2 separate regions of the Homo sapiens genome follow, and region 2 is linked to region 1. The links are chromatin contacts, found by Hi-C or POLR2A ChIA-PET in ENCODE. All regions are on one chromosome and are shown on one strand. Each heading gives the region's core, a stretch centred on a gene start or an enhancer-like site at or near the end of the contact. The rest is flanking DNA. Distances are from core to core; before and after follow the strand shown.

Region 1 (3,991 bases), core at 1,086-3,585:
GCAATTAACATTTGGCTCCTCTTTGCTTATGAAAATTTCTGCACCCAGCTTAAATTTCTTCCCAGAAAAATGGATTTTCCTTTTCTATCACATAGTCAGGCTGCAAATTTTTCAAACTTTTATGCTCTGTTTCCCTTTTAAACATAAGTTCCAATTTCAGATCATCTCTCTCAAGTTCAAAATTCCACAGATCCCTAGGGCAGGGGCAAAATGTCTCCAGTACCTTTGCTAAAGCATAGTAAAAATGACTTTTGCTCCAGTTCCCATGAAGTTCCTCATGTCCATCTGAGACCACCTCAGCCTGGATTTCATCATCCACCTCATTATCAGCATTTTGGTTAAAACCATTCAACAAGTTTCTCAGAAGTTCCAAACTTTCCCACATCTTCCTGTCTTTGGAACAGCCCTCCAAACTGTTCCAATCTCTGCCTGTTACCCAGTTCCAAAGTCACTTTCACATTTTCAGGTGACTTTATAGCAGTATCCCACTCTCTGCAGTACCAATTTACTGTACTAGTCCATTTTCACACTACTATAAATACACGAGACTAGGTAATTTATATTATAAAGGAAAGAGGTTTAATTGACTCATAGTTCCACATGGCTGGGGAGGCCTCAGGAAACTTACAATCACAGCAGAAGGAGAAGCAGGCACATTCTTCACAAGGCAACCAGAAAGAGAGAGAGAAGTGAAGGGGAAGAGACCCTTATAAAACCATCAGGTCTCATGAGAACTCACTCGCCATCATGAGAACAGCATAGGGGAAACTGCCCTCATGATTCAATCACCTCCCACCAGGTCTCTCCCTCAACACCTGGGGATTACAATTAAAGATGAGATTTGGGTGGGGACACAAAACCTAACCATATCAACTCCCAACAGCTGAGAGACTGAGGGCCTTGCTCCTGAAGGAGGGCTCAGGATAGGGTGCCATAGCATTAATTCTACTGTTTGGATCTACTTACTTTGTATAGTGAGTTCATCCTTCAGAGAATGGCCACTCCAGATTCTGGTTGGTCATTTACCCATTTTAGATTTTCCTCATCAACAGCTAACACTTCTGTTGGTCTACATGACTTACCTTTTGGGTTAACCTACACCCCAGTCTCTGAGAGGCCTAAGCCTCTGTGACCAAGGCCTTTGTAGGTCTTTACTGTACATATCAGTTTGCCATTAGGCAGAGCAGGATTCTTTAGTGTGAAATGTGCTGCATTTAAAACTCAAAGAGATCTACAAAGCATTGCATTCTTCTTTGTGGTGGGAAATGCAAGATACAATAATTTTCCTTTTACTTTGGAGAAAATGTCCCTGCATTCCCCAGGTTACTGAACCCCTAAAAAATTCACCAATATAGAAATACTCTAAATCTTCTTGGGGTCTTCCCATACTCCAGAGCAGTACTGTTCAGAAACTTTCTCTGATGATAGAAATGTTATACTTCAGCTGTATCCAATATGGTAGCTACTGGCCATAATGCAATCCTGAGTAATTGGAGTATGGCTACATATACTCATCATGATATCGTAGATTTCTTCCTCATGGGGACCCAGACACTCCTTTAGTCAGTAGATTCCAACTCTGACATAGATCCAGAAACAAGACATGATTTGTTATTGGGGTGTCTTCCTTCAGTTTCTTGATCATCTGTCTTTGCAAGCAAGCTGGCAGTAGACTCTGATGTAAAAGCTTTATAAGAAAAAACCTTCTGTATTATCTTCAAGCAAAGGGTGGGGGAAAGTGGTCTTCTAGCCTTTAATAAGGAGGAGTGGCCCACTTTGGCAGGCCCTTGCGGATTCAGGGCAATCTGGATCTTAAGAGGTTTCCATCCAGGTGTCCATCTCAAGCCTCAGCATTTTGCTCCTTCTCACTCAGGGCCCTGATCTTGGTAGAATAGACATGCCAGAGTTTGGAATTCCACTTTTTCTGAAATTTCACTAGCCTTATAATTAAATTTTGTATGTGATCCTCAACAATGCCTCTCCTATAGCCATAAAAAAGGAGAGAGTCCTTATATCCTGCCTAAGAAACACTCTAACTTCCACAGTGACCTTAAGTTGGTAATTTAACGACCCTCAGTCTTTGTCTTTTTCCAATGCACTGATAACACTCACGAAGAATCATCTGATTTCATTGACTTACGATAATTACTACTCCAAAACCCTCTGTGCATTATCTTTCAGTAGTATCCCTTCCCAGTCACCAACAGTGAGTATATTAACTGGACCAATAAAGCATCCTTGAGGCATTCAGTCCTCCACTTACTACAGTGTTGACATCCTCTTTACCAGCTGGCCAATGAATAATCTAGCTCCAAAACCTCAGAGCGTTCCTGGCACTGACTAACTGAGGTCCAGCTCCCTAGAAAACAGACTCAGATGTAGATTGCATGCAGGAAGTTTTTTGGGAAGTACCAACAGGACAAACCTGTGACAGAGTAATGAAACCAGAAGTGAGTGAACAGGAGAAATTGAACGGTGATGTAATTGAAATGAAGACCTCAGCTGCTATCTGAGGGAGCTCTGGAGCTGAAATGACCCTTCAGGGTTGTCCTGAATTGAGGTAAAGAGGCTGATTTTTCTAATTTCCCCTTCCACAGAGGCTGCCCCTAGCCTAGGGAGGAGGTATAAACTTAGGCAAGGCAACTCCCTTTGGCAGAGGACAGTGCCCAGAGAAAGAAGATAATTCCTGGAGAGGAAATTGGCTGTTTGTCTCAGCAACTAACACTCCCAGCTGTCGACAGATGGAATGAGTGTCTCAGACATAAAACTGTGGTGGGGAGGAGGGCTGTGGAGGAGGCATCTGAGCAGTGCACCACAGCAGCCACTACAGGTTTTATCCTTGGTTTTGCCACTAGGAAGTTACAGGAACCTGAACAATCCACTCAGCCTTTTAATGTTTTTGTTTCCTTATTTGGATGCAAGGACAATGAGAGAGCTAAGTTCTTACCGATACACTTTGGATTCTGTTTGTTTTAAGAAGTATTCTAATTTCCTATTTTACTTATAAATTTAGTTTTTGAAAGGATATTTTCTACGGCAAAGGGGATTTTTTCTGATTTTCATAAAAACAGGTGGTTCTACCAATGTACTGCTTCACTTAAACTAACCTCAAAGTCAGGACTTAGTTTCCATGAACTAAGGATTTCTGACAGTCTCTCATCACTCTGCATCTTCACAAGGTATCTGAGTTTTACCATGCCACCTAGCTTCATTACTGTGCTGTAGAATCAATTGCTTTATTTTGTAATCATGAGTCACATCTATTCACTTTAAACACACAGACACACACACACACCAACTTTCAGTGATGAACATAAAAAAGATTTCAGAACACGATCTTAATAATGTCACTGTGATTGGGTACAACTGCTTTTAAATCAGCCTTGGGCTGGCAGGTGTGGTGGTACATGCCTGTAATCCTGGCTACTTGGGAGGCTGATGCAGGAGGATTGCTTGAGCTCAGAAAGGAGTTCAAGACCAGCCTGGGAAACACAGGGAGACCCTGTCTCAAAAACAATGAGAAAAACAAATCCCTGGAGAAAAGGTTTGTATCCCATTCTTAAATGTCTCTAAGGAGCTCTTTAAAAAATGATCAACCTGACTGTTAGGAAGTTCTTTCTGATATCTAACCTAAATCTCTCCTACTGCAATTTCAAACCACTTCCTTTTCCATCCTTAATGAATTAGGAAAGGAGCTGGTAATCACTGTCACCTGCCTGTTATAATCTTTCATATGTTTAACTTTATTAGAATTTATTTACACCTAAATATTCTCTCCCACATGACAATTTATCTCCCTTAGCCATTGTCTGCTTTTTCACTTTGAGCAGTATTTTTTAGTCTTGTAAATACATTCTCTAGCTTCTGTGTTTATCCCAGAAACTATGGAGACCACATTTAATGAGTTTTTAACATACCATGAATGATTTTGGGGTTTTGGCATGTTACAACCTCACATGGTTTACCTTTCAAACTGCATTAAACTATTCCT
Region 2 (4,106 bases), core at 1,570-4,069, 34 kb before region 1:
TACGGCTAATTTTTGTATTTTTAGTACAGACAGGTTTCACCATGTTGGACAGGCTGGTCTCGAACTCCTTACTTCAGGTGATCCACCCCAACCTCGGCCTCCCAAAGTGCTGGGATTACAGGAGTGAGTCACCACACCCAGCCAAGAATTGCTATTTTAATTATTATGAGACTGATAATAGCATGCACTGATGTTAAAACCAAAAGAAAAACTTTATCTGATAAGATATATACTGAAGTATTTATGAGTGAAATTAAACGACTTGTGGGATTTGTTTTAAAATACTATAGCCAAAAAAGTGGAGGTGAGCGGTGAGTAGATAATAAAGTGAGAAATAAATGAAGCATGATTGGCAAAATGCTAACTGTGGGAGATAGACAACAAGTACATAGAGATCATTATACTCTCCTATCTACTTTTATGCACATTTGAGGTTTTCTATAATAAAATTTTTTTTTTTTTTTTTTGTGACGGAGTCTCGCTCTGTCGCCCAGGCTGGAGTGCAGTGGCGCGATCTCGGCTCACTGCAGGCTCCGCCCCCCGGGGTTTACGCCATTCTCCTGCCTCAGCCTCCCGAATAGCTGGGCCTACAGGCACCCTCCACCTTGCCCGGCTAATTTTTTGTATTTTTAGTAGAGACGGGGTTTCACCGTGTTAGCCAAGATGGTCTCGATCTCCTGACCTCGTGATCCGCCCGCCTCGGCCTCCCAAAGTGCTGGGATTACAGACGTGAGCCACCGCGCCCGGCCAATAAAATATTTTTAATGCACATTTAGACGTGAAATAAGGCTGGATAAAATAAACCTAAATATATCAATAATGATTAACAGAAGATGATGTCTCTGAATTGTGGAATTCATGATAAATTTTGCTTTCATTTTTATACTTTTCTTCAAGTTAATTTTCTACAAATTTTATGTGTTACCTCTATAAGCACAAAAAGCAAGCACTTTAAAGTCAATATCAGCCTCGTATTTGGAGATGTCACCTAAGACCCTCCTACTCACCCAGGCATCCTATTGTCTGGCATTTAACAATGTTACATTATGAGGATTTATATCTTTCTTCTTAGACTCAGTTGGCATTCCTGAAGCAGTGACCCAAAGGAAAACCATCTTCTAAGTTAGGATGTTTCCTAGATGAGAGTTTAACCCAAAGTATAGCTAATATTAGCAGAGAAATGCCCTGCAATGCCTTTGTGGATTAATATAATAGATACCTGAAATACAAATATCAAGAGGACGAGAAAACAACCATCAACAAAAGACCATGCGTGAATCATGTTAAAGAGAGGAGAAGGCAAACAGGCAAATTATGACATGGATAATTATTACTAGTTAGCTAAATTAAAATTAAAAGGAACAATTATGGGACATTTCAGGTAACTCAAAAAAAAAAATTCTCCTGAAGTTACTGAATTTTGTGAAACTGGTCTGTTTTTACATCTAACACAATTATGTTATTAAGTTTCTGAATTTGTTAAAAGGACCAAAATCCTTGACTGGGCGGTGGCTCATGCCTGTAATCCTAGCACTTTGGGAGGCCAAAGTGGGTGGATGACTTGAGGTCAGGAGTTTGAGACCAGCCTGGCCAACATGGTGAAACCCTGTCTCTACCAAAAATACAAAAATTAGCTGGGCATGGTGATGTGTGCCTGTAGTCCCAGCTACTCAGGAGGCTGAGGCAGGAGAATTGCTTGAACCCAGGAGCTGGAGGTTTCAGTGAGCCGAGATCACACCACTGCATGCCACCCAAGGTGACAGAGCAAGACTCCGTCTCAAAAAAATAAATAAGTAAATAATAAAACCAATCATCAAAGAAATTCCAATGAAATATGACAAATTGTATACATATATCAACCTCTTCTCCCCACTCCTCAAATCCCTCTAAATTAACAGTGAAGGGAATAAAAAAGCACAAGCCTGTAAGAACAAAGAGACTATGATGACATCAACAAAATTTTAAAAGCTAGAAAGCAGATGGATGAGTGGTTATTGACCTAGCAGACTAGAAATATCTTGCAACTCACAATGCAGGACCCCAGGAAGGCTCAGAAACTGGAGGTATTTCTGAAAGAGTGGGTGTAGGTGGGGCTGAAAATAGAACAAACTGATCATCTATACAAGAAATTTATCTTCTCTGCAATTCCAAGCATTCACAGAACTGCCCTTCCTGACCTCAGGAAAGAGCTAGGGTTTTTACTCTCAAGAAAGACTAACTAGAAGAATTCTAGTTCAGGATGCACCAGGCATGTCTCAGGGCTGGGATATCACACTAGCATTTAATAATATTACATTATATTAACACCCAGTTAACTTATCATTCATATGAATGTAGAACAAAGAAATATAAGTTCCCTCCAAAAAACGTTTACCACAGAAAGCTACTAGAGGAAAGGTACTACCAAAATGGGGTAATAAACCAAGAAACCTGAAAACTCAAGATTCAGGAAATCAGGGATTTAACATAAGAGAGGGCTCCAGTTGACAGTTGTGCAATAGACCTAGCCTGCTCCTTCTAGGAGCAGAAAGACTGTGGGCTCTCAAATGAGTATTTCCAAGAAGCAAAGAAGAAAGAAAAAAAAATTAAAAAGTGACCTGATGTGTTTTAATATCTTGCAGGAGATTTACACCTCTGTAGGAAATTTTTGGCCAAATTAGCACAGAAGTACATAGAAAGCTAAGCAAAAGTAAGATAATTATTACCTCAGGGGAAAAAAATTCAATGTCTGAGAAAGGAAAGGTGATTCTTATTTACTACATGATTCAGCTGTAATAATGTCTGTATAGTCATGACAATGTAAACACTAAAGACATACAAATTTGCTATCTAGATAAGAAAATGGTGAGAAAAGGAAAGTGCAAAGATGTTTATATTGGTCATGGAAGAGTGGAGAAAAGATAAGCTTTCATCTTCCACAAAGGGAAGTAAAAAGATAATAAATAAAAGTGGAATAACTCGAGAAATAGCAACATAGGCAGGCTATTTAGAAAAAAATGTAAATTCCAGTAGAAATTGCTAAAACATCTATAAGAAGTAGGAATCTGAGGTATAGAAAGGTAGATTAACATAGCGTCTATTTTTGTGTTATAATCCTAGTAAAAATTTGACTTAAGCCATGTATGTGTGTATAGAGATAAAAATAAATAATTATTAAAATTACATTTCAAAATAACATAAACCAAAACCCACAGGCAAATTTACCAGTCCAAAATCTTTGAATCTAGTTCATTTTCTGCCACCTTCCAGGGTAAGATTTTTAACAAATGTGAAGTATATTTCTGGAAGTCAGGGGAAATATTACCATTTGTACTTTTTAGCATTTAGTAGTATATTAAGATTAAGTTGACGATATAGAATCCCTCCAGCTTATCTAATCAGAAAAGTCATTTATATAGAGAAATAGAAACTTACCTAGCAATGTATGGGCTGGAGGAGCAAGATTTAGCCATAGATTCCAGAAACGATCCTCAGATATAACAGAAATCTGGAGAACAGGGAAAATGCAAATGCTCATTCCAAGAACACACCACTCTATCCACAATCCACACCAGCAAAATGGAAGCTCCATGTCTCATCTCTCAACACCTGAGAATTTAGTACAGTTTCCCTTACTGCAGAAAACCAACTGTTCCTTGATCAAGTTTACCCTTAGCAAAAACAGAAGCACAGCTTCCCCAACACTTCTAACTTCCAAATCTTGCACATGAGTACCTCAGTGTATCCTGGCTGTAAGGGAACAAGCCCATCACATACCTTCCTTCCACTATTTCATATTCTTAGCCTTTGTTATGGTGATTTAAATTTTAAATTCTCTTGGGCATGGTGGCTCATGCCTGTAATCCCAACACTTAAGGACACTGAGGCGAGCAGGTCACTTGAGGCCAGGAGTTCGAGACCAACTTGGCTAACATGGCGAAACCCCGTCTCTACTGAAAATACAAAAAAATTAACCAAGCGTAATGGTGCACACCTGTAATCCCAGCTACTCTGGAGGCTGAGGCAGGAAAATTGCTTGAACCCAGGAGGCAGAGGTTGCGGTGAGCCACAACTGGGCCACTGTACTCCAGCCTGGGCAACAGAGCAAGACTCTGTCTCAAAAATAA

Evidence for each region. A loop is a pair of places that touch in the nucleus more often than their neighbours do. ChIA-PET counts read pairs that join two places held with the same protein, here RNA polymerase II (POLR2A).
Region 2: a map with no recorded cell type shows a loop between it and region 1 (1.8-fold over the local background). The contact joins two enhancer-like sites. A Hi-C loop is called at or near these places in 3 of 168 maps with a recorded cell type or tissue (B cell, Caco-2 and PC-3) and 3 of 37 single-sample maps with no recorded cell type. POLR2A ChIA-PET finds 5 or more read pairs at or near these places in 3 of 52 experiments (GM12878, OCI-LY7 and WTC11).

Annotation. Positions count from the first base shown.
Region 1 is chr12:89,782,280-89,786,270 of GRCh38, reverse strand. All of the region lies in intron 2 of LOC107984543 (a long non-coding RNA gene), which reads right to left. Among named protein-coding and RNA genes, the nearest start is that of ATP2B1-AS1, 75 kb to the right of the region's middle. Within about 2 kb of position 2,335, at least 2 of the 41 ENCODE cell types and tissues checked have a DNase peak (open chromatin) inside an H3K27ac peak, as active enhancers do.
Region 2 is chr12:89,816,409-89,820,514 of GRCh38, reverse strand. LOC107984543 (a long non-coding RNA gene) reads right to left here. Exons shown (of 7, transcript XR_007063399.1): 7 at 3,415-3,487. Among named protein-coding and RNA genes, the nearest start is that of ATP2B1-AS1, 110 kb to the right of the region's middle. Within about 2 kb of position 2,819, at least 2 of the 41 ENCODE cell types and tissues checked have a DNase peak (open chromatin) inside an H3K27ac peak, as active enhancers do.